Regions from separate parts of the Homo sapiens genome. Here region 1 is linked to region 2. The links are chromatin contacts, found by Hi-C or POLR2A ChIA-PET in ENCODE. All regions are on one chromosome and are shown on one strand. Each heading gives the region's core, a stretch centred on a gene start or an enhancer-like site at or near the end of the contact. The rest is flanking DNA. Distances are from core to core; before and after follow the strand shown.

Region 1 (2,810 bases), core at 46-2,545, 3.0 Mb after region 2:
ACATTAACAATCTAGTAAAGCAACAGAAAAAGGTAAACAAACTAACCAGCCTATTTTTGTCTGGAGAAACCCCAACAAACTGCTGGATTCCTTGGCCATTTGCATTCAGAAGTACCAAAAACTAAAATCCTTTTTACTAAATAATTTCTTCTACACGAGACTTGTTTCCTCCACACCACCCTATCCAAATTGTCAGCATTATTCCAGAATATAATCATTTAGTTTGAGACCACTAAAAAACCCCGCAGTCCAAAATACCAATTGTGGTTTTTCTGTAAAGAAATGGTCAGAAACTACAAATTGTTATCCTAGGACACAGAACCAATCGACCAAAAGGACTTCTGGAATATGCTGCCCCCAAGATTTAGAATGCACAGGCAGAAATAGCATACGCGGTCACGATGTCCCTTAAGCCACATGACCTTCCTACGAAAGCAAAGGCTTAAACTTATCAAATGAGAACTCCCCCTTTCTCTGAAGTTAAAACAAGGCAGGGCAGCTGGAATTAGAGCAGCAGGGACAGATCGGCTGTTGACTAGTCAGAACGGGTCGTGGAATGCAAAGTCCCTGCGCTTTCGCTGCTCCCCTTACCGTGAGAAGATCTGGGAGGGAGGAAAGGAGGAGAAACACCCCAGAATCCTGGTAGAAAAGCCCCTGGCCTCGAAGATGGGCTCTAGGGAGACAGGGAGGGGCAGCTCCGTGTGTGATGACCCTTTGTGAACATGCACTCTGTGGCAGCTTCAGCTCCACCGAGGCTTTGGGAGAGCGGACTACGGATGCCCGGCGCGGCCCAGCTGTGAAGGCCGCGCCGGCGGAGAGGGTCCATGGCACCCCCGCCGGCTTCGGAAGCCCTTCCCTCTCCCACCTCCGCGGGTCACCCCAGGAACCAGCGGCTCCCGACCACGCTCGCGCGGACCACGGAACAGCGACGCGCAAGCAGGTCTCTTTCGTCAGCGTAATCCCTCCGCAGAAAGCCGCGCACTAGTTTTAATCACGCCCCACCCCCTGGCCGCTGGCGCCACCTCCGCCACTCGGGCGCTTTCCAGCAGCTTCCAGAAACGTCGCCTCCCCAAACCCAGCCACTCACACATGGCGGGCTCAGCAGCCACCGGCCCCGCCCCTCCTCGTCGCCGCAGTCGCAACTGCGTCTGCGGCCACAGGGCGGACAGCCACGCCTCTGCGGAGGGCGACCGGAAGTGCTCACGTCTTCACCTTCCCCGCCACGCCACCGTCCTTTCAGGCCCAGCGTGCAGCAGGAAGGAGGACTCTTTTGCCGCGGACTCAAGCCGGAAGCCGCCTTCCTAGTGGAGACGCGAGTGGGGGAGGAGCAGTCCGAGGGGAACGTGGGTTGAACGTTGCAACTAGGGTGGAGATCAAGCTGGAACAGGAGTTCCGATCGACCCGGTACCAAGAAGGGGAGTGCCCGCGGCAGGTAAGGGAGAAGAGGGAGGGGTTTCTTTCCGCTCTCGAAATTGGGAAAAGAGACAGAGCTGGGATGACCTATGGGGTAGTCGGCGCGCTGAAAGGATGGGCTGGGCTGGGACGGGGTTCAAGTGGGAAAGGTTGATGATTAAGGTATAGAGTTGGACTTACAGATCCGTTTGGGCGCAGAGAGGTGAACGCTGAAGAGAAACCAGAGTTTGTTTTCGTTTTCCAAGGAGCGTGGAGATGGGCAGGGTTAACGGACCCTGCGCCTCCTTCGGCTTCTTAGTTTGGGTGTTGAAACTCACCTCCTTTGGTCCTGTTCGTCTCTGATTCAAGACAGTTGGGTTTGGTACCTGACAGGGCTGGGTGCAGAAAGCTGACCCTGTTCCTCGGCTTCCAGGTCGGTTGTGGCCTCGCTTTTGACAGTTCACGTGCCGAGCCTACTCGCTCTCGGAGGGCGAGCTCAAATGGGTGGGTTTAAGGCCCCCTCTTCGAACAGCTGTTTCCCTGGGTTTCTCCATTTTGCACACAGGAGTGTGAATTAAGTTTAATTGAATACTTTTTGCGATTCCCAGGGCCACCTTGACACGTTCATTGTGCTATCTAACTGGGTTCATGCTGGGCTAATAATTCACATTAAGGCTTCTGGAGTATAAGTGGTTCACAGAAGTATGAAAAGGGGATGTTAGAAGAAAGATGCTGGGGGTGAAGTAGAGTTGAGGAAGACAGAACTGGAAAGCTAGGTTGGTTTCACAGTACAATGAGCTTTAGGTCATAATACTACCTTTAGGTTATATTGGGCTGTTTGGACGGAGTTTGCTGTAATCAGGCTAGAGTAAATAGAGAATTTTAAACTAAGCATTGACAGGCTCAGACTTGTAGAGGCATCATTTTGACAGTGATATGGAAGGGAAAGAGGTAGAGATTTGAGACCTTTCCAAAGAACTGTCCACAGAATTTGGTGACTTACTGTGCGAAGAGGGAAATAAAGAATAGGGAACAACTCAAGACTTTCTAGTCTGTGTGTTTGGAAGGATGGAGACGCCCACATTTAAGTGAGATATGGGAAGGAGGAGCAGATTGTTTTTGAAGGGAGGAAGAGCAGTTACTTAGGGTCAAATTAAGTTGTAAAATCCCCCCCGGGATTTTGTATGTAAGTCAAAGTGAATTGTATTTGGAAGAAGAACTGGGGAGCCCACCTCTGGTATTTTTTTTATGTCCCTCATATGGACAAATAAACCTCTGGTATTAAATGAATTTTCTTTTGGGGGATTCTATATATTCGGGATTTCAACCACCAACCTATCTGGTTTTTCCCGCTGAAATGTTGGGTGATGGAATCAGGAGAGCAGATTTGGAGACTCTTTATATTTTATAATTGAGAG
Region 2 (2,500 bases), core at 1-2,500:
CACAGGGCGGGAGGTGGGCGGACCAGAGGGCGGCTCCACCTATCCGAGAGCTCGGGAGGCGGGCCAGAAGGGACCCGTCACTCCCGGGTTAGAGTGAGACCACTCCGCCCTCGCCGCCCGCCTCCCCCACTCGCCCCGGGCTGTCCCCGCCGCCCGCCTGATTCCCCTGCGGAAGCCCCGCTGGCTAGGTGTCTGCGCGCACCCCCGGCCGCCGCCAAGAGTGGCACAGCTGGGGAAGGAGTGAACATCCAGAGGAATCGCGGGGCGGGGTGGGGGGAGGCCAGGAGAACAGGTGGCGCAGGGAAGCAGAAACGTAGTTGCGCTGGACAGCTGGAGTCGGGCAGGGTCGGGGCCAGCGGCGAGGGGACAAGAAGGGCCGATTCGAGAGGAAGCGCACCTGAGGGAGCACAGCGAAGGCCGGGACGCAGGGAGCTGGATGGAGAGCGAGCCTGGGCGGCGAAAGGTTGCCGAGGCGGGGGCTGGGCGCCTGGGAACAAAGGTGAGGGCGGGTTCCGCAGGTGAGGAGGTTTGAGGAGCCACTGGGGAGAAAGGGAAAAGGAAGTCTACAGCCGGAGAGGACGCGCTCTGGGGGTAGAAGGAATCCTAGGACGGAAAGGATAAGGTGGGAAACAGTTTTCTCCCAAACTCTCACTCCCCCAAAAGAGACATTTCTTTCTTGCCCTATTTTGACCCAGTTGAAAATGCAACTGCAAGCTCCCCGGTGAAACAAATACCGCCTTCAACCTTCGTATTCTGTGGTGACTCATCTCGCACGTGACCCCCCTCCCTCTTCAAGGTGTGTTGACCGACTACAGTTTAAGCCTGTCGTCCCACAAAAGGCCCGGGAGGGCCGGGGTCCCAGGAAGGGCCATCCTGGGTCAACACCGCCCCAGTTGGGAAGTCGGGCCGCTTTCGGACTTGCCACTGGGAAGGGAAGTGATTTGGGGGCGGCAGGTAAGGCCGCGCCCCTTCGCCATCACCTGGGGAAAGGTACCAGAGTTGAGCCGGGGCGCCCGCAGGCCTGTCTGGGCCTCGGGGTAAGGCGGCGCTGGCCCCGCCCCCTGCCCCTCCCGCCGCGAGTGGCCTCGCGTGGTCGCCCAGGTGAGCCGCGGGGCCGCGAGCCACCGCTCACCCCGCGTCGGGGCGGGGGCTGGGGGTGGAGCCTCATGCCCCGCCCCGCGGCTGGGCCCTGCCGCGCCGCTGCGGCTCCTCCTCCCTCCTTCCGTCCTCCGCGCCTTCCGTCGGTCGGTCCTTGCTTCCTGCTTCGCCTCCGCGCCTCGCGCTATGGGACAGAGCCCCCGATCCGCCAGCACCACCTGAGGATCCAGAAACCGCCCCAGCGATGGAAGAGGATCAGGAGCTGGAGAGGTAACGGCCGAGGAGGAGGCGGGCGGAGCGGGCCGCGCCCAAGGGGAGCGGGTGGCCGAGGGGCACGCTGCCTGGCCTGGCAGCCGGGGCCTGACTCGGGGCGCAGAGAAGAAGCATGGAGAGAGAAGTGGGGAGGAGACATGAATGTGTTTCAGTTGAGAGGCTGAGAGGTACACTAGCTATCAAGGAGGGAAGACAAGTTGGGAGACCAGAGTTAAGTATCCGAACTGCCCACCCCCGTTACAACAGCAGTGTGTAAAAATCACGCCCCGGGCCTCTGCTCCTGAGGACGGTACTCGTGCCTCTGTCCCTGTAACTACGGCTCACCTTCTTTCTATGTGCAGACTGCTCCTAAAGCCACTCTGTGCGCTGAGCTCTTTTTCTCCCTGCTGCTTGACTCCTGAACCTTCCATTCTCCTAGTTTCCTTCTCTTGCAAAATGGAAGCCGTAGTTGGGCCTGCACATTGATCATCTGTATCCTCTATTTTTATACTAGAGCAATCGGGATTTCTATGCCTTTCAACCCTCTCTTCATCCTCTAGCAGGACCAGTCCTATTCTAATCCTATCCCTTGCTTGTGACTCTACCAAAAAATATTTTTGCAAACACTTAAGTTTGTGTTTTTCTAAGAAAACTCCCCTTGTGGCCAGTGTGGATGGTCAAATGGAGCAGGGAAAAACTGGAGGCAATAAATTAAATATTTATTGATAGAGTTTGTGGAGGCAGGAAAATGAGAGGCGAATAATTCTGTGTAGCTGGAGTAGATTAATAATAATGTGTTGCAATGTGATATAGTAAATGAGAAAAAGCTAGTTACAAAACAATATTCAGTATGATCTCATTTTTATAAAAAATATGTGTGTAGAAAAATATCTGGATTGAAGACCTCAATGGCTGAAGGCGAGAGGAAGACAGCCCTGGAAATGGTCCAGGCAGCTGGAACAGATAGACACTGTGTGACATTTGTATTGCACGAGGAAGACCATACCCTAGGAAATTCTCTACGTTACATGATCATGAAGAACCCGGAAGTGGAATTTTGTGGTTACACTACGACCCATCCTTCAGAGAGCAAAATTAATTTACGCATTCAGACTCGAGGTACCCTTCCAGCTGTTGAGCCATTTCAGAG

What was found. Hi-C counts contacts between places; a loop is a spot of excess contacts on that map. ChIA-PET counts read pairs that join two places held with the same protein, here RNA polymerase II (POLR2A). Pooled maps may share reads with other maps.
Region 1: a loop to region 2 is called in a map of CD4-positive, alpha-beta T cell, with 18 times the contacts of the local background. The contact joins the promoter of USPL1 here to the promoter of POLR1D in region 2. A Hi-C loop is called at or near these places in 4 of 168 maps with a recorded cell type or tissue (CD4-positive, alpha-beta T cell, CD8-positive, alpha-beta T cell and naive thymus-derived CD4-positive, alpha-beta T cell), 2 of 37 single-sample maps with no recorded cell type and 12 of 50 pooled maps. POLR2A ChIA-PET finds 5 or more read pairs at or near these places in 1 of 52 experiments (CD4-positive, alpha-beta T cell).

What each region holds. Positions count from the first base shown.
Region 1 is chr13:30,616,625-30,619,434 of GRCh38, forward strand. USPL1 (ubiquitin specific peptidase like 1) reads left to right here and starts at 1,296. Exons shown (of 9, transcript NM_005800.5): 1 at 1,296-1,432. It also overlaps a transcript of HMGB1 not described here. RefSeq lists enhancers at 694-763, 784-923, 974-1,303, 1,324-1,373.
Region 2 is chr13:27,620,642-27,623,141 of GRCh38, forward strand. POLR1D (RNA polymerase I and III subunit D) reads left to right here and starts at 1,251. Exons shown (of 2, transcript NM_015972.4): 1 at 1,251-1,368; 2 at 2,234-2,500. The coding sequence starts at 1,343. It also overlaps a transcript of LNX2 not described here. RefSeq lists silencers at 1-327, 948-1,507 and an enhancer at 1-644.